2 separate regions of the Homo sapiens genome follow, and region 2 is linked to region 1. A link is an interaction called in ENCODE POLR2A ChIA-PET data of the cell type or tissue named here. Cell type or tissue: PC-3. All regions are shown on one strand. Each heading gives the region's core, and the rest is flanking DNA. Links, peaks and the distances in the headings are about the cores only. Region 1 overlaps DDA1 (DET1 and DDB1 associated 1). Region 2 overlaps MVB12A (multivesicular body subunit 12A).

Evidence for each region. Peaks named below come from ENCODE experiments on the same cell type or tissue, not always from the same donor. Only the 100,000 strongest peaks of a DNase experiment are listed, where the experiment ranks them.
Region 2: POLR2A ChIA-PET joins it to region 1 with 25 read pairs; 20 of 35 experiments call an interaction of 5 or more read pairs at or near these places.

Annotation. Positions count from the first base shown.
Region 1 is chr19:17,313,504-17,323,582 of GRCh38, reverse strand. DDA1 (DET1 and DDB1 associated 1) reads right to left here. Exons shown (of 5, transcript NM_024050.6): 2 at 9,480-9,560; 3 at 9,194-9,245; 4 at 7,588-7,649; 5 at 285-4,037. The coding sequence ends at 3,927. ANO8 (anoctamin 8) reads left to right here. Exons shown (of 18, transcript NM_020959.3): 18 at 1-360. The coding sequence ends at 66. Among named protein-coding and RNA genes, the nearest start is that of DDA1, 9.0 kb to the right of the region's middle. RefSeq lists enhancers at 20-69, 1,611-2,227. In PC-3, for the core only: no CTCF peak of the experiment used is centred there; a DNase peak (open chromatin) is centred at 5,982; H3K27ac peaks cover 2,867 bases.
Region 2 is chr19:17,424,006-17,433,849 of GRCh38, reverse strand. It overlaps MVB12A (multivesicular body subunit 12A), which reads right to left. Exons shown (of 9, transcript NM_138401.4): 7 at 9,783-9,844; 8 at 9,173-9,229; 9 at 8,518-8,919. The coding sequence ends at 8,857. Among named protein-coding and RNA genes, the nearest start is that of MVB12A, 8.9 kb to the right of the region's middle. RefSeq lists an enhancer at 9,472-9,844. In PC-3, for the core only: a CTCF peak has its summit at 8,704; no DNase peak of the experiment used is centred there.

The sequences.
Region 1 (10,079 bases), core at 2,080-10,079:
CCAGCGCCCTCCCCTAGCCCCAGCCCCAGCCCCCAGGCCGTGTGCTGGCCCAGCGGCTGGCATTAGCTCTACCCGCCCTGCCTTCTCTTCTCATATGCAATATCAGTCATTCACAGGGGCGGCCGGTCTCCAAAATGCAAAATGCGCTTCAGCCCCCGAGGGCCCCCAGTATTGGTCGGTGCCCCCCATCTGCCGTTTTCCTTTCCAAACGAAAGGAAACCCACAAATCCAACAGAAAACACACACACACACACACACACACACACACACAGAACAGGCGATTATTTATTTGTTTTTAATTTATTTTGTCATATTTTTGTAAAACGGCAGAAATGCAATAAAAACTATATTTCAACAGTGCCCGAGGTCAGAGCAGTGGAAAAGGGAGTGGGGGTGGGGGAGTCTGGGTGGCTGGGGCCTAGGTTGGGAACCCCCTCCCCCCATCCTGGTACAGGCTGGCTTGACCCATGAGGGCCTCCTCCCAAAAACTGGGTCTTGGCCACAGATGGAAAACTCCAGGCTGCGCCGCCTCTGAGACGGCCCAGATTTGGAGGCCAACTTCAGCCCTGGCTTCAGCCACTAGACAAAGGAAGGAATCTCTAAGTGCTGAAAAGAGGCGACAATGTGTGCACAGGCCCCAGTCCTGAGTAAGACTCCTTCTCAAAGAGGACAGCGCGGTGGTTTGCAAGACGTGGCCCCTTCTGGCACACCCGCCTCCTGGAACATCGTCTGGGGAGCCAGAGACAGTGGGAAGAGCTTGTGGCATGAACATCAGAAGGCACCTGGCACCTGAGCCTCCTGCAGTCCCCGACTTGTGATACTGAGAGAATGGCACATTTGGGTGTCCCCAGGACACGGGGTGGCATTGGGATGCAGCAGGGATGTCCCACTGTGGGACAGACATCAGACCCAAGTCACTGGGACTCTGTCGTATGACTCAGGAACAGGAACGTGGCCTCTCAGACCCTCACATTTTTCAGGAAGAGGACAAATGTGTCCACATCCAAAGGCTTAAGGCTCAGAGACCAACATGGCCATGCTGCAGGGCTGGGCCAGTGTGAGCAAGGGGCCCTTTGGGAGGCTGTGGAGAAGTCAGAGTTCACTGGAGGCAGGAGAACAGCCTGTGCAAAGGCGGAGAAGGTGGAAGGCAGTTTGGGGGAACAGTGGGGTAAAGGGGACCCCAAAGGCAGGAGGGGTAGACAGAGGCCGGCTCAGGGGCCCAGCGTCCTCCCACAGGCAGTGGGAGCTACACAGGGTGTGTGTGCCAGGTGGGGCATGTCCCGACAGACCCAGGGGTTCTAGGGGGAGGCCACAGGGAGGCAAGCTGGGGCACAGCCCTCAGACCCCAAAGGAGGGAGCTGAGGTAGGGGAGGGGAAGGAGGTGCCCGCCCAGCAGCCCTGCAGAGCGACGGGCAGACAGCACAGGCAGGAGACAGCCCCCAGCCACTCAAAGCAGAAACTGGGAGCCAGAGAGGTCTAGACAGGCCGAGGGGAAAGGCGGGAGTGCCCCCTGCTCCCACTCTGGCCCCTGGCCTTGGAAGCTGAAGTCCCACCATCTCAGTCATTCACAGATGGACACCGCAGGCCTGCCCAGGTCACACCAACCCTGGGGACTGGGACTCCCCAGCTGGCCTGGGAGCCTCCAGGGCATTCAGCCGGACCCGGCACCATCGACCGCAGTCAAGTGTGCATTTCCTGACCACCTGTCCTGTGACCACATGGCCCCTGTAGCACCATCACTGTGGTGTAGACACTGCCGGGAGCTGGGAGGTACAGCAGGGTGGCTGTGCTGTGCCTGGGCCTGGTCAGCCACTCCTTGTGTAGGACGGGAGCCCACCCTGGCACTCTCCGTCCTTGGGAGAGATGGGCCGCCTAGGCCCGAGGGTCTGACACAGGCAGGGCCCTCCACAGTGGAATCTGGGGCAGGCGGACCCTCCATAGCCCGGAGTGTCTGCTAGCTCTGTGGCCCAACCCTACACCATCCCAACGCCCTCAGACTCAGCTCTCAAAACAGAGACCTCTGCCAGGCACGGTGGTTCACGTCTGTAACCCCAGCACTTTGGGAGGCTGAGGAAGGTGGATGACTTGAGCCCAGGAGTTTGAGACCAGCCTGGGCAACATGGTGAAACCCTGTCTCTACAAAAAATTTTTAAAATATTAGCCAGGCAGCCAGGTGCGGTCACAGCACTTTGGGAGGCCGAGGCAGGCGAAGCACCTGAGGTCAGGAGTTCGAGACCAGCCTGGCCAACATGACAAAACGCCGTCTCCACTAAAAATAGAAAAATTAGCTGGGTGTAGGGGCGCACGCGTGTAATCCCAGCTACTCAGGAGGCTGAGGTAGGAGAATCACTTGAACCTGGGAGGCAGAGGTTGTAGTGAGCTGAGATCTTGCCACTGCACTCCAGCCTGGGAGACACAGCGAGACTCCATCTCAAAAAAAAAAAAAAATTAGCCAGGCATGGTGGTGGGTGCCTGTGGTCCCAGCGGCTTGGAAGGCTGAGGTGGGAGGAAGGCTTGAGGTCGAGGCTGCAGTGAGCTGTGATTACGCCACTGCACTCCAGCCTGGGAAAGAGTACAAGACCCCAACTCAAACAAACAAACAAAACAAAACAAAAGAAAACTGAGATCCCCACCACCACCAGTGGGGGCAATAAGGGGAGAAGCGGTGTTCCCCCAGCCCCAGGCTCAGTGGTCAGGGCCACAAACCTTCTGCCCAGAGCCCGAACACCCCTACATACCCAAGCTCAGCCCCAAACCCAGCCCAGCTGGCGGAAGAGGGGTCCCCATGAGCGGCCATGGCACATGCCAACTGCCAGGTGCCAACCTTCTGTACAGCTCCTCTATGACCCAGCAAGGGTGAGGCCACCACCTAGGACAGCAAGACCGGCCAGATGCCGTCTGTACTGTCACCATGCCTCAGGGGAGCAGCAGAGGCCAGAGACCCCAGGCCCCCGGATGAGGCCGGCCATCTCTGCGGTGTCTGACAGGTGCGCTGCCCTGCTTGGCGGTATCCCAGGCAGGGGGCTGACCCCGCTCCATCCTTGGCACCATGGACCGTCTCTCAGGAATGACCTGTCCTTGGGGTCACCTTGACAGGAGAGGCAGAGGGGATGGTCCAGGCAGGTCTTGGCCTTGAACATGGTGGCCTCAGCAAGCCCACGAGAGAATCCAGCCGGTCCTGGGGCCCCTGGCGTGGGGGGCCCTTCTCACTCCTCTTGGTGACAACAGGGATGACTCCCAGGGGCTCCGTCCTCTGCAGCCAAGGTGTGTGGAGCAAAGACGCGAGGTCAAGTAGGAAAGACCCTTTTATTGGGGTGGACACGGAGCACGCACTAGTCCATGATAAAAATAAAATGACTCAAGAGAAAGATCCCAAGGGCCGACTTCTCCCCAACGTGCGTGCACGCTGAGTGAGGCCTGGGCATGGGAAAGTTCCGGGCGAAGCGTGGGACAAGACCGAGTCTCAATGGCCTGGACCGGTGTTGGGGGGGAGAAGGCCACTCGGCTGTCCTGGTAGGTCAGGCCACCCCGGGCCCGCCCCTGTCGCCCGGCCACAGTAAAGCCCCCGCTAGAGACTCTCACAGACACACTCTGGTTCTCTGGAGAACTGGGGGCAGGAATCGGGGAACTGGCCCGATGGAAGGCGGGGGTCGGGGGGACAATGTTGTTTTTTTTAAAAAGCATCTACCAACATCACACTACTGGGTCTGATGTCCCCTTTAACCAACGCTTGATACAGGTTACAGCATAAATAAAAACTCAAGGAAAATAAATACATCGGCTCCTATGAGGTTGGAAGTGGTGTGGACGCAGGGTGTGGATGGGCCGGCAGGGAGGCGGGCGGGCGGGGTGCTTACACATGGCGGGCAGGCGGGTGGGCGACCGAGGAGCAGACCTGGCAGGAGGCGCCTGTGGAGTTGAGAGTCTTAAGTGTCCTCGTGCATGTCTGGGCTGTCGGTCCGCGCCACCTTGCGGGGAGGTGCGGAGCTCTCGCCTTCCAGCTCCACTTGCTCCTGGTCTCTCTTCTTGGCAGCGTTCTGGGGGACAGGGAAAAGAGAGGGGCTGTGAGTCTTTTTTTTCGGACAGCCTCAACCTTCTGGGCTCAAGCAATCCTCCCAGCTCAGCCTCTGGAGTAGCTAGGACTACAGGCACATACCACCACGCTTAATATTTTTACTTTTGGTAGACATGGGGGTTTCACTATGTTGCCCAGCTGGAGGCTGTGAGTCTTCACGTGGGTGAAGCTCCCAGAGTCATAATGCCAGCCCAGGCCCCTGCAGCAGCATCACAGAGGTAGGCCTGGAGTACAGTGGGGGGCCCCAGGGTCCCTGGCTAGGCAGCCCCTCCTACCACCAGGACCTGCCCCACTAAGCCCTGCCCAGAGCACTTTCTGGACCCATGCCTGGTGATAGACAGGTGTTTCCTGGCACCCGGAGTCACCCCCACCACATGCAATGACCCACACAGGGCTGGTTTCTCAAGCACTCAGAGGAGCAACCCACCCAGCCTGGGAATAAAGGGCCTTTGGAAGCCACTGGGGATGCCGCACATCAACGCAAGACAGAAGCACACGCCTCCTTCCCCGCTGTGGAAACCAAGTCCTGGGGGGCAGGAGAAGGGGTGGGGGTGGGCCCAGCAGCTTGGATTTTCAGAAGCAGTCACTTTGCCACACAGTCCCCCGACCTTCCAACTTTGCGCAGGGTAGGCAGCCACCCACTGTTCAATGTTAGGTAAAAAAAAAAAAAACAAACTTGCCAGGCGCGGTGGCTCATGCCTGTAATCCCAGCTACTCTGGAGGCTGAGGCAGAAGAATTGCTTGAACCCAAGAGGCGGAGGTTGCAGTGAGCTGAGATCACGCCACTGCACTCACTCCAGCCTGGGCAACAGAGAGACTCCGTCTCCAAAAAAAAAAAGAAGGCCAGGCGCGGTGGCTCACACCTGTAATCCCAGCACTTTGGGAGGCCGAGGTGGGTGGATCACTTCAAGTCAGGAGTTCGAGACTAGCCTGGCCAACATGGAGAAACCCTGTCTCTACTAAAAATACAAAAATTAGGCCAGGCATGGTGGCTCACACCTGTAATCCCAGCATTTTGGGAGGCCAAGGCGGGTGGATCACCTGAGGTCGGGAGTTCAAGACAAGTCAGACTAACATCGAGAAACCCCGCCTCTACTAAAAATACAAAATTAATCAGGCATGGTGGCACATGCCTGTAATCCCAGCTACTCGGGAGGCTGAGGCAGGAGAATCGCTTGAACCCAGGAGGCGGAGATTACAGTGAGCCAAGATCGCGCCACTGCACGCCAGTCTGGGCAACAAGAGCAAACCTCCATCTCAAAAAAATAAATAAATAAAATAAAATAAATTAGCTGGGCATGGTGGCGCGTGCCTGTAATCCCACCTACTCAGGAGTCTGAGGCAGGAGAATTGCTTGAACCTGGGAGGTGGAGACTGGGAGGAGGAGGTTACAGTGAGCCGAGATCACGCCACTGCACTCCAGCCTGGGCGACTCCAGCCTGGGTGACAGAGCAAGACCTCATCTAGGAAAGGAAAAAGGGGGAAAAAAAGGGGAAAAGAGGGGAAGGGCAGGGCAGGGCAGGGCAAAAGAAAATGAAAAACGAAAAAGAAAAAGAAGAAAAATATCCCGTGTGCAGAGGCAGCCTCTGGGAAGGGAGCTGGGGCACCAGAAGCGGGAGGCGGGAGATGACTCTTCGCTGCAACTACACCCTCTTATTTTTATTTTCTAGAGACAGAGTCTGGTTCTGTTGCCCAGGCTGGAGTGCAATGGCATGATCATGATTCACTGCAGCCTCAACCTCCTGGGCTCAAGCGATCCTCCCACCTCAGCCTCCTGAATAGCTGGGATTACAGGAACATGCCACAGCCAGCTAATTTGTTTTTTTTTTTTTTTTTTTTAGTGATGGAGTTTTGCTGTGTTGCCTAGACTGGTCTCAAACTCCTGGCCTCAAGCCATCTGCTTGCGTCAGCCTCTCAGGCAGTTCCGGGTGTGAATCACCACACCCAGCCACACCCTCACATGTTACCTAGATTTCTTTTTTTCTTTTTTTGAGATGGAGTCTAGCTCTGTCGCCCAGGCTGGAGTGCAGTGGTGCAATTTCAGCTCACTGCAAGCTCCACCTCCTGGGTTCACACCATTCTCCCGCCTCAGCCTCCCAAGTAGCTGGGACTACAGGCACCCGCCGCCACACCCAGCTACGCGGCTAATTTTTTGTATTTTTAGTAGAGACGGGGTTTCACCGTGTTAGCCAGGATGGTCTCGATCTCCTGACCTCATGGTCTGCCTGACTCGGCCTCCCAAAGTCCTGAGATTACAGGCATGAGCCACCGCGCCCGGTATAGATTTCTTTTTTTCTTGAGACCGCCCAGGCTGCAGTGCAGTGGCATGATCTTGGCTCACTGCAATCTCTGCCTCCCAGGTTCAAGCCATTCTTCTGCCTCAGCCTCCGGAGTAGCTGGGATTACAGGCGTGCGCCACCATGCCCAGCTAATTTTTGTATTATTAGTAGAGATGGGGTTTCACCATGCTGGCCAGGCTGGTCTCAAACTTCTGACCTCGTGATCCGCCTGCGTAGGCCTCCCAAAGCGCGGGGATTACAGGTGTGAGCCACCACGCCCAGCTGAGATTTTTAATCATGTGTACACATTTCACCATTCAGAAAAGATTTTTTGTTTTTTTTGTTTTTTTTGAGATGGAGTCTCGCTCTGTTGCCCAGGCTGGAATGCAGTGGCCCTATCTAGGCTCACTGCAAGCTCCGCCTCCCAGGTTCACACCATTCTCCTGCCTCAGCCTCCCAAGAAGCTGGGACTACAGGCGCCCACCAGCATACCTGGCTAATTTTTTTTTGTATTTTTTAGTAGAGACAGGGTTTTACTATGTTAGCCAGGATGGTCTCGATCTCCTGACCTCATGATCTGCCCACCTTGGCCTCCCAAAGTGCTGGGATTACAGGCGTGAGCCACCTCACCCGGCCTTTTTTTATTTTCTTGAGACAGTCTTGCTCTGTCAACAAGGCTGGAGTGCAGTGGTGCAATCTCGGCTCACTGCAACCTCCGCCTCCCTGGTTCAAGCGATTCTCCTGCCTCAGCCTCCCAAGTAGCTGGGATTACAGTCACGTGCCACCACGCCCAGCTAATTTTTGTATTTTTAGTAGAGACGGGATTTCCCCATGTTGGCCACGATGGTCTCGATCTCCTGACCTCGTGATCCGCCCGCCTCAGCCTCCCAAAGCGCTGGGACTACAGGCATGCGTCACCACACTCGGCCTCAGAAAATATTCTATCTAGTTCATACCAATACAGTCTACCTAATGCCAGAGCCATGGAAAACTGGGCCTGGCGGCTACTTGGGCCTGGCCTCCAGCCTCCTGAGCACTGGTGTCCTGTGGCCTCTGCACAGCGGTTCCCTCCACTGGAACGCTCTTCCCTCTCCTGGATCGCCCAGGGCACTCCTACCCAGCCCTCAAGGCCCTGCTCCAATCACTAGAGTCCTTCCTGTGCTCAGAAGCCCCTGCCAGGTGCCCAGTCTCTGTCCACCCACAATCCCTGCACCAGAGCCCTGTGGGCCTCACCTTTTTGTCCCATTGCTGATGCAGGTAGCGCAGGAGGATGTTTGTCTTTTCTGTCACGATGACTAAGGAGGAAAGATAGAGAAAGTCGCAGACGCCTCCCCTCCCCAGGCTCCTCCCCTGACACTGCCCTGGGAGGTCTTTTTGGGGCTGGAACTCAGTACCCCCAACTCCAGAGATCTCCAAAAGTCCCATGTTTTTGCTTCTGAGCACACTCGCAGCTACTCCCAGAGGCCTGAGCCAGCTGCTTTCAGGGTCCCGGCTCCCTGCAAGGGATTCCACCCTTGGTGGGGGACCAAGCCCCGCAACTGAGACTCTCATGCCTATGTTTCTCCCAGGCTGACTAGGAGCACATACCGCATATCTGTGCCCAGTGACCACACAGTCCCACCCCACAGGCTCCAGATGGATAAATGCTTTAAGAGCAGGGTCTCACTCTTGTCACCCAGGCTGGAATAATCATAGCTCACTGCAGCCTGGAGCTCCTGGGCTCAACTGATTTTCCCACCTGGGACTATAGATGCATGCCACCACGCCCGGCTAATATATATATATATATATATATATATGCACACACACACACACACACGTATGTATATATATAGTGTGTATATATATACGTGTGTATATATATAGCGTATATATATAGCGTGTATATATATACGTGTGTATATATATAGCGTGTATATATATACACGTGTGTATATATATAGTGTGTGTATATACACGTGTGTGTATATACACGTGTGTGTATATACACGTGTGTGTGTATACACGTGTGTGTATATACACGTGTGTATACACGTGTGTGTATACACGTGTGTGTATATACACGTGTGTATATATACGTGTGTGTATATATATGTGTGTATATATACGTGTGTGTATATATATGTGTGTATATATACGTATATATATGGTTTTTGGTGAAACAGGGTCTAACTATGTTGCTCAGGCTGGTCTCGAACTCCTGGCCTCAAGCAATCCTCCTGCCTCAGCCTCCCAAAGTGCTGGGATTACAGGCGGGAGCTACCCCACCTGGTGTGGAGTCTTTTTGAACAGTTAAACTAAGACAGCAAGACCAAGTCCTCCTGTGCTGTGGGCCCCTTTGCCTGGACCCCCTTCCCATCACTGCCACCCAGGCTTGGCTGGATCCCCAGCCCAAGCCCCTGTAGCCCTCTGCTGCCTCTCTGCCCGATAGCACTTGTCTTAGAACCAGAGTTCTCGCTTGACCTCATCTGACAGGGAGGGGAAAGGACCAGTGAGTGGCAGATGAGGGACAACTTGGGGGCCCCTTTGGGCTGGCTGTGGATCCCAGTGTGTCCCAATCAAGAGACACCTGGGGAAAGCCAGGTTTCTGGCTGTCCCCAGGGGCTGGGAGTGGACAGGCATCCACGTGTGCATCCCCAGGCTGAAGCCCCCAAGGTCCCCCTCCTGTACCTCCCTGGAGGCCCTCCCTGACTTAACTGGATTCAGTAGACAGCGTGTGAACCCAAGCCAAGTCTATGGCCTGGGCCGGGGTTGAAGATAACCTCCGCGTGCCACGCTGCAGTCACCAAACCCCGCCCCTCAGCAGCCAGAATGGGACAGACTGACAGCGGCCACTTACTCTGTTCAGACGGGTACTCGCGGGTAGGCAGGTAGACTGAGGGCCGTCGGTTCTGCAGGAGGGTTGAGAAGGGGTGGGTTAGGAGAGTGCATGGGCCTGGGGTCTCCTCATCCCTCCACTCAGCACCCACCCTTCAGTGCAGATTGGAAGACACTCAAGTATGTGGATGGGGCTGGGCTTGAAGATCAGCCTCTGTTCCAGCCAAGACCCCAATCGGGGGACACAAGCTGCCCCCAGGCCCCCTGGAAGTGACCAATTCCTCCCAGTCCCAGGAACACGCACTCACCGAGGCTTTGCACACGGAGTCCGCGTGAAATCGACTAAAATTGCTTTTGTTGTAGACAGGCAGTCCTTTCAAAAAATCTGCCTAGAAGACATGGAAGATGGTACATGAGAAAACAGGCAAGGGCCAGCTCATCCCTGGAGCACCTGCAGGGTGACTGCTGGGTTCCTTCTTCCCACTATTCTTTGTAGTTCAAGTTTTCCAGAACACACCCTTGAGCTGGCTGCTGGATACACTGTCGGGACCACAGAAAAGTAACCAGGCCAGGCTATGTGCACATCCCCCACGGGATCCTCATGACAGCCCCCTAATTAGGTGAGAGGTGGGGAAATTGAGGCTGCAAGAGAACAGGCCACTGGTTAAAAGTCATACCGCAGTGGCTCCCGCCTGAATCCCAGCACTTTGGGAGGCCGAGGCGGGCGCATCATCTGCGGTCAGGAGTTTGAGACCAGCCTGGCCAACATGGCAAAACCTCATCTCTACTAAAAATATAAAAATTAGGTGGGCGTGGTGGTGCGCGCCTATGATCCCAGCTACTCGGGAGGCTGAGGCTGGAGAATCGCTTGAACTCGGGAGGCAGAGGTTGCAGTGAGCCATGATTGT
Region 2 (9,844 bases), core at 1,845-9,844, 110 kb before region 1:
AGCTACTCGGGACGCTGAGGCAGGAGAATCACTTAAGCCAGGGAGGCGGAGGTTGCAGTGAGCCAAGACCGCACCACTCCTCTCCAGCCTGGGCACAAAGCGAGACTCCGTCTCAAAAAATAAATAAATAAAAATAAATAAAAAATTGCACCCTGGGCACCTCAGCAACCTCACCCTAGGCTGGTCCCTGCTCTTCCTCCTGATACCTCAAACTTGAACCTTGGAAATGATAAGGTTCCAACTTGGGAGGCCCGGCTGAAAACCGCCCCCTCGTCTGCACTGCCTGGAAGGGGAGCTGAGTTACCGAGCATCTTCCTATCTCAGCCAGAATCAGGTGAGGCGCAGGGCAAGGCTGGTCCTGGGGCTGCAGCCAAAACCTCCAGACTCCAGGCACCTGATATGGGTTTGGCGTGCGGCTTTCAGAGTGTTCCGGGAGCTGGGCAGACCTGCCTTAAGGAACAGTAATGCAAACTCAGTTTCGTTCTTTACAAACGGAGGTGATCTCCCCTACCCAACAAGCCATAGGCACAAGGCCCCAGTCGAAAAGGGTAGAAATGTCTCCATTAATTCCACAGGCCTCGCAAACACAAGCTCTGTCAGCATTCTGGTATGTTCTAGGGTGTGGACAGTATCTGTCAAAGATGTTCTCTTGCAAGAGGATCACCTGAGGCCAGGAGTTCAAGACCAGCCTGGGCAACATAGGGAGACTCCAGCTCTACAAAAAAATTAAAAATTAGCCAGGCATGGTGGTGCACACCTGTGGTCCCAGCTACTTGAGAGGCTGAGGCAAGAAGATCAGCAGTGATTGAACCACTACGATCCAGCCTGGGCAACAGAGCAAGACCCTATCTGTTTAAAAGAAAAGTAGGCAGGGCACAGTGGCTCACTCCTATAATCCTAGCACTTTGGGAGGCCAAGGCAGTCGGATTGCTTGAGGCTAGGAGTTCAAGACCAGCCTGGCCAACATGGCAAAACCCCATCTCTACTAAAAATACAAAAATTAGCTGGTCATGGCCAGGCGCTGTGGCTCACACCTGTAATCCCAACACTTTGGGAGGCTGAACCGGGCAGATCACTTGAAGTCGGGAGTTCAAGACCAGCCTGGCCAACAAGGTGAAACACCGTCTCTACTAAAAATACAAAGAAAGAAAGAAAGAGAGAGAGAGAGGGAGGGAGGGAGGGAGGAAGGAAAAGAAAGGAAAGAAAAGGAAAAAAGAGATGAAAGAAAGGAAAGGAAAGAAAGGAAAGGAAGAAAGAAAGGAAGAAAGGAAGAAATTAGGCTGGGCGCCGTGGCTCACGCCTGTAATCCCAGCACTTGTGGGAGGCTGAGGCGGGCAGATCACGAGGTCAGGAGATTGAGACCATCCTGGCTAATGCGGTGAAACCTCATCTCTACTAAATACACACACACACACAAATTAGCTGGCCATGGTGGCGGACGCCTGTAGTCCCAGCTACTTGAGAGGCTGAGGCAGGAGAATGGCATGAACCCAAAAGGCGGAGCTTGCAGTGAGCCAAGATTGCGCCACTGCACTCCAGCCTGGGCGACAGAGCGAGACTCCATGTCAAAAAAAAAAGAAATTAGCCGGGGGTGGTGGTGGGCGCCTGTAGTCCCAGCTACTCAGGAGGCTGAGGCAGGAGAATCACTTGAACCCCAGAGATGGAAGTTGCAGGGAACCACAATCACACCACTGCACTCCAGACTGGGTGACAGAGGGAGACTCTGTCTTGGAAAAAAAAAAAAATACTATAGAGACTGGGGTCTCCCTATGTTGCCCAGGCTGGCCTCAAACTCCTGGACTCAAGTGATCCTCCCACCTCAGCTTCCCAAAGTGATGGGATTACAGGGCTGAGCCACAGAGCCCAGCCCCTCTGCCACTTTTGAATACAGGAAGTATAGGGTTTGCCACTAGCAGAGGCCACTCACGGGGAGTCACATCATCCATTCTGCCTGGATGTCAGGCTGCAGAAACCTTCCACCTTCAAAGGCCTGTCAGAGTCAAGAGGTGTTTCTTCAAGAGTCATCAGGGGCAGCTGAGAGACACGGGTCCTATGCATTCTCCCTTACACGTATCCCATGAGATGAGGAATGTTGAGGTTCCCATTGTAAAGATGGAGAAACTGAGGCGCAGAGAAGTTTAAGCCGCAGCTCAAGGTCAGCAGCTATTGAGTAGAGGAGCTGGGATCACGTCTATCCAGAAATGCCACTCTCAGTACCCATGCCCCTGTGGAGCCTGGGAGTAAGCAATAGGAGAGAAACCCACCTGGGCAACATAGCAAGACCCCATCTCTACAAAAGTAAAAATGTAGCCAAGTGTGGTGGCACACACCTATAGTTCCAGCTACTAGGGAGACTGAGATGGGAGGATAGATTGTGCCCAGGAGGTCAAGGCTGCGGTGAGCCATGATTGCACCACCGCACTCCAGCTTGGGTAACAGAGTGAGACCTTGTCTCAAGAAAAGAGAAATGGCCAGGCATGGTGGCTCACACCTGTAATCCCAGCACTTTGGGAGGTCAATGTGAGCAGATCGCTTGAGGTCAGCTGTTCCAGACCAGCCTGACCAACACAGTAAAACCTCATATCTACTAAAAATACAAAAATTAGGCCAGCATGTTGGCTCATGCCTGTAATCCCAGAACTTTGGGAGACCGAGGCGGGTGGATCACTTGAGGCCAGGAGTTCAAGATCAGCCTGGCCAACGTGGTGAAACCCCATCTCTACTAAAAATACAGAAATAAGGACCGGGCACGGTGGCTCACACCTGTAATCCCAACACTTTGGGAGGCCGAGGTGGGCGGATCACTTGAGGTCAGGAGTTCGAGACCAGCCTGACCAACATGGTGAAACCCCATCTCTACCAAAAATACAAAAATTAGCCGAGCGTGGTGGTGGGCGCCTGTAATCCCAGCTACTAGGGAGGCTGAGGCAGGAGAATCGCTTGAACCCAGGAGGCAGAGGTTGCAGTGAGCTGAGACTGCACCATCACACTCCAGCCTGGGCAACAAGAATGAAACTCCATCTCAAAAACAAACAAACAAAAAATTTAGCTGGGCGTGGTGGTGGGCACTTGTAGTCCCAGCTACTTGGGAGGCTGAGTCACGAGAATTGCTTGAACCTGGGAGATGGAGGTTGCAGTGGGCCGACATCGCTCCACTGCACTCCAGCCTGGCGACAGAGTGAGACTCCGTCTCAAAAAAAAAAAAAAAAAAAAAAAAACCAAAAACTACAAAAATTAGCTGGGTGTAGTGGTTCATGCTTGTAATCCCAGCTACTCAGGAGGCTGAGGCAGGAGAATCACTTGAACCCGGGAGGTGGAGGTTGCAGTGAGCTGCCGAGATCGCACCACTGCACTCCAGCCTGGGTCACAGAGTGAGACCCGGTCTCAAAAAATAATAATAATAATAAAAGAAGAGAAGGATAGGCACGGATCCTGGACTTAGTGCTGTGGTTCCCAGGGCCCTCAGCTCCTTCCTCAGTAGCCCAAGATGATGTAAGCTCAGCCCAGAAATGTTAGGATTGATGATACCCAAGTCAGAAGCAGGTGGGGTAGGCTCCATCGGGCCCCTCTAACCCTTGCGTGATGCAGTCCCCAGGCCTGCCTGGGCTCAGAGGACTGGGATTTTGCAGGGTGAGTGGCCCTGTCATCAGTGACAATTGGTCTAGTTGGACCCAAGGCCAGGATGGATCATCCTCAGGCCCCTGGTCACACACAGACTCCCTGAAATGAGATCTGGGGCTGCTTTTGGGGCAGCTGAGAAGGACGGCAGAGAGGACAAACGGCATTTGCTTTCTGGCTGGATCGGGTTCTGTGGCTGGCGCCAGAGGAGCCTGGGCGAGACCTGGCAGATGATCCGTGTGCCGGGAGCCAGGAGATGCAGGCAGGTGCCTTAGCATCAGAGACCTAGTTTTTCCAAGGCAGCTGAAGAGTTTGGGGAAAGGGCGTACGTTTTGCATCATCCCCGCTCACCTCCCCTTCCAGGAGAACGCACTGTCCCCCGTCTCAGATTCCCAGGGCCAGGCCAGGTCTCCGCCCCGACAAAGACTCTCTTCTTGGCCAAACTTGAGTCAGAGTCCTCTGAAATCTCTTCTGCATTGGGCCGTGACCTTGGCTCCCATCCTGTCTTTGATCTGTGTCGCCCAGTTTTAGCAAGAATCCTGCTAAGTCAGTTTCTTGATAGCTGATCGCCCTGGCCTGGCTTCAGCAAGGATCCTATTAAGAGAGTTTAAGGTGACTCCCCAAGCCTTTATAATTTTCTATCCACTGACCCCCCCTTGCCCTGCTCCGTGGCTATAAATCCCCCCTTGGTGACAACTTCGTGGATTCCGAGTTGAGCTCAATCTTCCATGCAGTAGTCTTGAATAAAGCCTTGTTTACTTTTAACAATCATCTGAATTATATATGTGTGTGGATTTTTCTTTTTTCTTTTTTTTTTTTTAAGAGGGAGTCTCACTCTGTTGCCCAGGCTGGAGTGCAGTGATGTGATCTCAGCTTACTGCAACCTCTGCCTCCCAGGTTCAAGCAATTCTCCTGCCTCAGCCTCCCGAGTAGCTGGGACTACGGGCACCCACGACCATGCCCGGCTAATTTTTTTTTTTTTTTTTTTTTGTATATTTAGTAGAGATGGGATTTCACCATGTTGGCCAGGCTGGTCTTGAACTCCTGACCTCGTGATCCGCCCACCTTGGCCTCTCAAAGTGCTGGGATTACGGGCGTGAGCCACCATGCCCGATCATGTGTGTTTTTTTCGTAGAGATGGTGTTTCACTGCTGCCCAGGCTGCCCTTAAACTCCTGAGCTCAACAGATCCTCCCAGCTTGGCCTCCCAAAGTGCTGGGATTACAGGTGTGAGCCACCGCTGCACCCAGTCCCAAATTTTTTTTTTCTTTTTTTTTGAGACAGGGTCTTGCTCTGTCACCCAGCCAGGAGTGCAGTTATGCAATCATAGCTCACTGCAGCCTTCACCTCCCAGACTCAGGCGATCCTCCCACCTCAGCCTCTCGAGTAGCAGGGACTACACAGGCAGGTATCACTATGCCCGGCTAATTTTTAATTTGTACAGACAGGGCCTTGCTGTGTTGCCCAGGCTGGTCTCAAACTCCCGGGGGCTCAAGTGATCCTCTCGCCTCAGCCTCCGATAGTGCTGGCATTACAGGCGTGAGCCACCATGGCTGGCCAACTTTAATTATTTAAAAGCTTGGATGTTTCTTTAGACAACACCGTCCTCACTGTGAGAAAATGACCCTCCCATTAGGCCAGTTTCTGTACCACTACAACTAACAAAGTCTATTGCCGCTAAGAAATAAGCCTTAGCTTTGCTATTTATTTATTCATTTACTTAGAGATAGGGTTTTGCTCTGCACCCAGGCTGTTTTTTTTTTTTTTTTTTTGCAGACAGAGTTTCGCTCTTGTTGCCAAGGCTGGAGTGCAATGGTGCGATCTTGGCTCACCACAACCTCTGCCTCCTGGGTTCAAGCGATTCTCCTGCCTCAGCCTCCTGAATAGCTGGGATTACAGGCATGCGCCACCACGCCCCGCTAATTTTGCATTTTTAGTAGAGACGGGGGTTTCTCCATGTTGGTCAGGCTGGTCTTGAACTCCCGACCTCAGGTGATCCGTCCGCCTCGGCCTCCCAAAGTGCTGGGATTACAGGCGTGAGACACCGTGCCCTGCCTTACTTATTTATTTATTTAGAGACAGGGTCTCACTCTGTCACACAGGCTGGAGTGCAGTGGCGCAATCATAGCAAACTGCAGCCTCGACCTCCTGGCCTCAAGCGATCCTCGTGCCTCAGCCCCCAAAAGTGCTGGGATTACAGATGTGAGACTCCAAGTATGACAGCCTTAGTTCTTCTTTTTCTTTTTGAGATGGAGTTTCACTCTTGTTGCCAAAGCTGGAGTGCAATGGTGCAATCTTGGCTCACTGCAACCTTGACCTCCCGGGTTCAAGCGATTCTCCTGCCTCAGCCTCCCAAGCAGCTAGGATTACAGGCGTGTGCCACCACACGCAGCTAATTTTTATATTTTTAGTAGAAACAGGGTTTCACTACGTTGGCCAGGCTGGTCTCGAACTCCTGACCTCAGGTGATCTGCCTGCCTCGGCCTCCCAAAGTGCTGGGATTACAGGTATCAGCCATCATGCCTGGCCAGCTTTTCTAAACCACAGAGATCTGGGGATGTTTCCAACTGCAGCAGAATGTGGGCCACCACAAGACTACAACAGCCCAGAGGAGAAACAGCAGCATAGCAGCCATCGTACACGTCCATGGGCATGCACTTATGGGAGAAGGAAGGTGTGAGTTTAGGGTGGTGAATTTCTTCTCTTTTTTTTTTTTTTTTTTTTGAAATGGAGTTTCACTCTTGTTGCACAGCCTGGAGTGCAGTGGCACAATCTCAGCTCACTGCAACCTCCACCCACCAGGGTTCAAGCGATTCTGCTGCCTCAGTGTCCCAAGTAGCTGGGATAACAGGCACCTGCCACCAAGCCTGGCTAATTCTGTATTTTTGGTAGAGATGGGGTTTCACTATGTTGGCCAGGCTGGTCTCGAACTCCTGACCTCAGGTGATCCACCCACCTCGGCCTCCCAAAGTGCTGGGATTACAAGCATGAGCCACTGTGCCTGGCCATGTTCTTGTGGTTTTTGTTGGTGATTTTGCCATTGAAATTCCCCCAGACACCGAAATGCTGTCCAGGCTTCCTAAGTACCAAAAGGCTGCAATGGCTGGGCTCGGCGGCTCATGCCTGTAATCCCAGCACATTGGGAGCCGAGGCAGGAGGACTGCCCAAGGCCAGGAGTTCAAGACCAGCCTGGGCAATATAGTGAGACCCCCATCAGTACAAAAAAAATTTTAAATTAGCCCAGTGTAGCCTGTAGTCCCAGCTACTCAGGAGGCTGAGATTGGAGGATCACCTGAGCCCGGGAGGTCAAGGCTGCAGTGAGCTATGATCATGCCAAAAATAAAATACTTAAAAAAAAAAAAGTCTGTGATGCACCTCATGGAGAAAATCCATTATAGAGAAGCTTTATGCAGACGTGAGTTTCGGTGCTGTTGGCTGTGAGTTCAATGTAAATGAATCCACCATAGATATTAAATAAGGTGTTTTTAAACAAATGTACATAAAACAAGGTTGTATGAATTGGTGGATGAAAATGGTGTGGCCTGGGCCGGGCGCAGTGGCTCACACCTGTAATCCTAGCACTTTGGGAGGCCAAGGCGGGGGATCACTTGAGGTCAGGACTTTGAGACCAGCCTGGCCAACAAGGTGAAACGCTGTCTCTACTAAAAATACAAAATACAAATTAGCTGGTTATGGTGGCCCAAGCCTGTAGTCCCAGCTACTCAGCAGCAAGGGGTGCCGGCTGAGGCAGGAGAATCACTTGAATCTGGGAGGCAGAGGTTGCAGTGAGTCGAGATCATGCCACTTCACCCAGCCTGGGTGACAGCATGAGGCGCTGTCTCAAAAAAAAAAAGAAAGAAAAAAAAAAAAGGCCTGGGCGCTGTGGCTTACACCTGTAATCCCAGCACTTTGGGAGGCCGAGGAGGGTGGAGCACAAGCTCAGGAGATCGAGACCATCCTGGCTAGCACGGTGAAACTCTGTCTCTACCACAAATATAAAAAATTAGCCGGGCGTGGTGGTGGGTGCCTGTAGTCCCAGCTACTCAGGAGGCTGAGGCCAGAGAACGGCGTGAACCTGGGAGGTGGAGCTTGCAGTGAGCCGAGATCACGCCACTGCACTCCAGCCTGGGTGACAGAGCAAGACTCTGTCTCAAAAAAAAAAAAAGAAAAGAAAAGAAAAGAAAAAAGACAGCAATTGCTGGGTTTCAGTCCCAGTTGTGGCCTTAGCATCCCCATCTCAGTTTCTTTATCTGGAAAATGGCAACAAAACCTGAGCTTCCCAGTGGGTTGTAGGGAGACTGAATGAGGTAATAATGGTGTATCGCGTGTTGGGGATGTGGCCACTGCAGTAGAAACAGTACTTGTTTTATTATTATGCCCAATGATGAAGGGCCGGGACAAGGTCTTCTCTATGATCTAGAATCCAGACTCACTCACTCCCTGAGCCTGTTTCCCACTCTGTAGAATGGAAGACCCAAGCCAGGCGCGATGGTTCACGCCCATAATCCCAGCACTTTGGGAGGCCGAGGCGGGCGGATCACCTGAGGTCAGGAGTTCAAGACCAGCCTGGCCAACACAGTGAAACCCCGTCTATAGAAAATACAAAAAATTAGCCGGGCGTAGTGGCGGACGCCTGTAATCCCAACCACTCGGGAGGCTGAGGCAGGAGAATCGCTTGAACCCCAGAGGCGGAGGTTGCAGTGAGCCGAGATCGTGCCACCGTACCCCAGCCTGGGACACAGAGGGAGACCCCCGTCTCAGAAAAAAACAAACAAACAACAACAACAACAACAACAACAAACGGGAGACCCAGCAGCACCGCCTCCCTGCCATGATTTCACCCACTTGCCCGGTGCAAGAGTGCCTAGTGTGGACAGGCGGCAGGATCAGGACTCCAGAGGGCGAGAACCGGGTAGTGTTTATTGCCAGGAGGACACCCGCACAGCCTCCGGACCCCAGAGGGTTTTGACACAAATGACTTAAAGGCACTGGCTTCTGTCCAGCTCCAGCCCTGCCCGGCAGGGCGTGGGGGCGGAGACCCCATCACCACGCAGCCTCGACCCGCCCCCTCCTCCAGGGCTGCAGCTCCGCCCAGTGGCTGAAGATAGCAAACGCCTTGCAGGGCGAAGGTTCCCAGGATGCAGTGAGTGGGGGTGGCCCCAGGATGCAGTGAGGGGGGGTGGCCCCAGGCTGGCGGGGAGGTGGAGTAAGGGGGCTCTTTCCGCGGAAGGGTGAGGGACTATGAGACGCTGGGGGGCAGGCGGGCAGCCGCGGTCTTCTCCACCACGAAGCCGTAGTTATACTGGGGGATGGGGAGAGAGAGAGTGAACAGGTGCCAGAGTAAAGAGAGGGCCAAAGGGGGAGTGACTGAGGAATGGCAGAGTGGGTACTTAGGGACTTGAGTGGTCTTCTGCCCTGGAGAGATGGTGTGTGTCTGGGGCAAAGCGGGGATGGGGAAAACTGGGACAGCCTGGGGCGGACGAGGGGCGGGTGCCGGCCCCTCAGGCACCTCCTCCCTAGCCCTGCACCCACCTCCTCCCTAGCCCTGCACCCACCTCCTCCTCAATGTCCGCCAGAGACTTGATGGTCAGGTCCCCAAAAGCAGAGAAGGCCTGGCGGGCAGAGGTGGGTCAGCCTTGGGCCCGATCTCAACCTGAAACCCCCTTTCCTTCGTCTTCAAGGGGTCCTGCCCTCCCCCCAACACTCCCCGAATATTCCCTCGGACATCCCTCCCCCTTATTTTTCTTGTTTGTTTTGTTTTGTTTTTAGAGACAAAGTCTCTAAAGCCGCGCCTGGCTAATTTTTGTATTTTCAATAGAGACGAGGTTTCACCATGTTGGCCAGGCTGGTCTCGATCTCCTGGCCTCAAGTGATCCACCTGCCTTGGTCTCCCAAAGTGCTGGGATCACAGTCGTGAGCCACCATGCCCAGCATCCCTCCCCCTTCTTGTCACAGCCTCTAGCTACTGGTGTCCAGCTGCTTTCTCTGGATGGATCCCTCCCCATTCTAAGACTGAAGACCTTCCAGCTGCCACCTGGAGGTGACACACTCCAGCCCCAACCCAGGATGTGGCCCTCTGTGCTGGGGCACTGGATACAGGGATGTCCTGGCACCCAGAATGGTGATGGCAGGCGCAGACCCAGGCTCCCTGAGACCCCGACTCACCAGGGGGCTGCAGCTCTTGCCCTCAAATCGTGGGTGGAGTGTGAAGGGAACCCCATCCATGG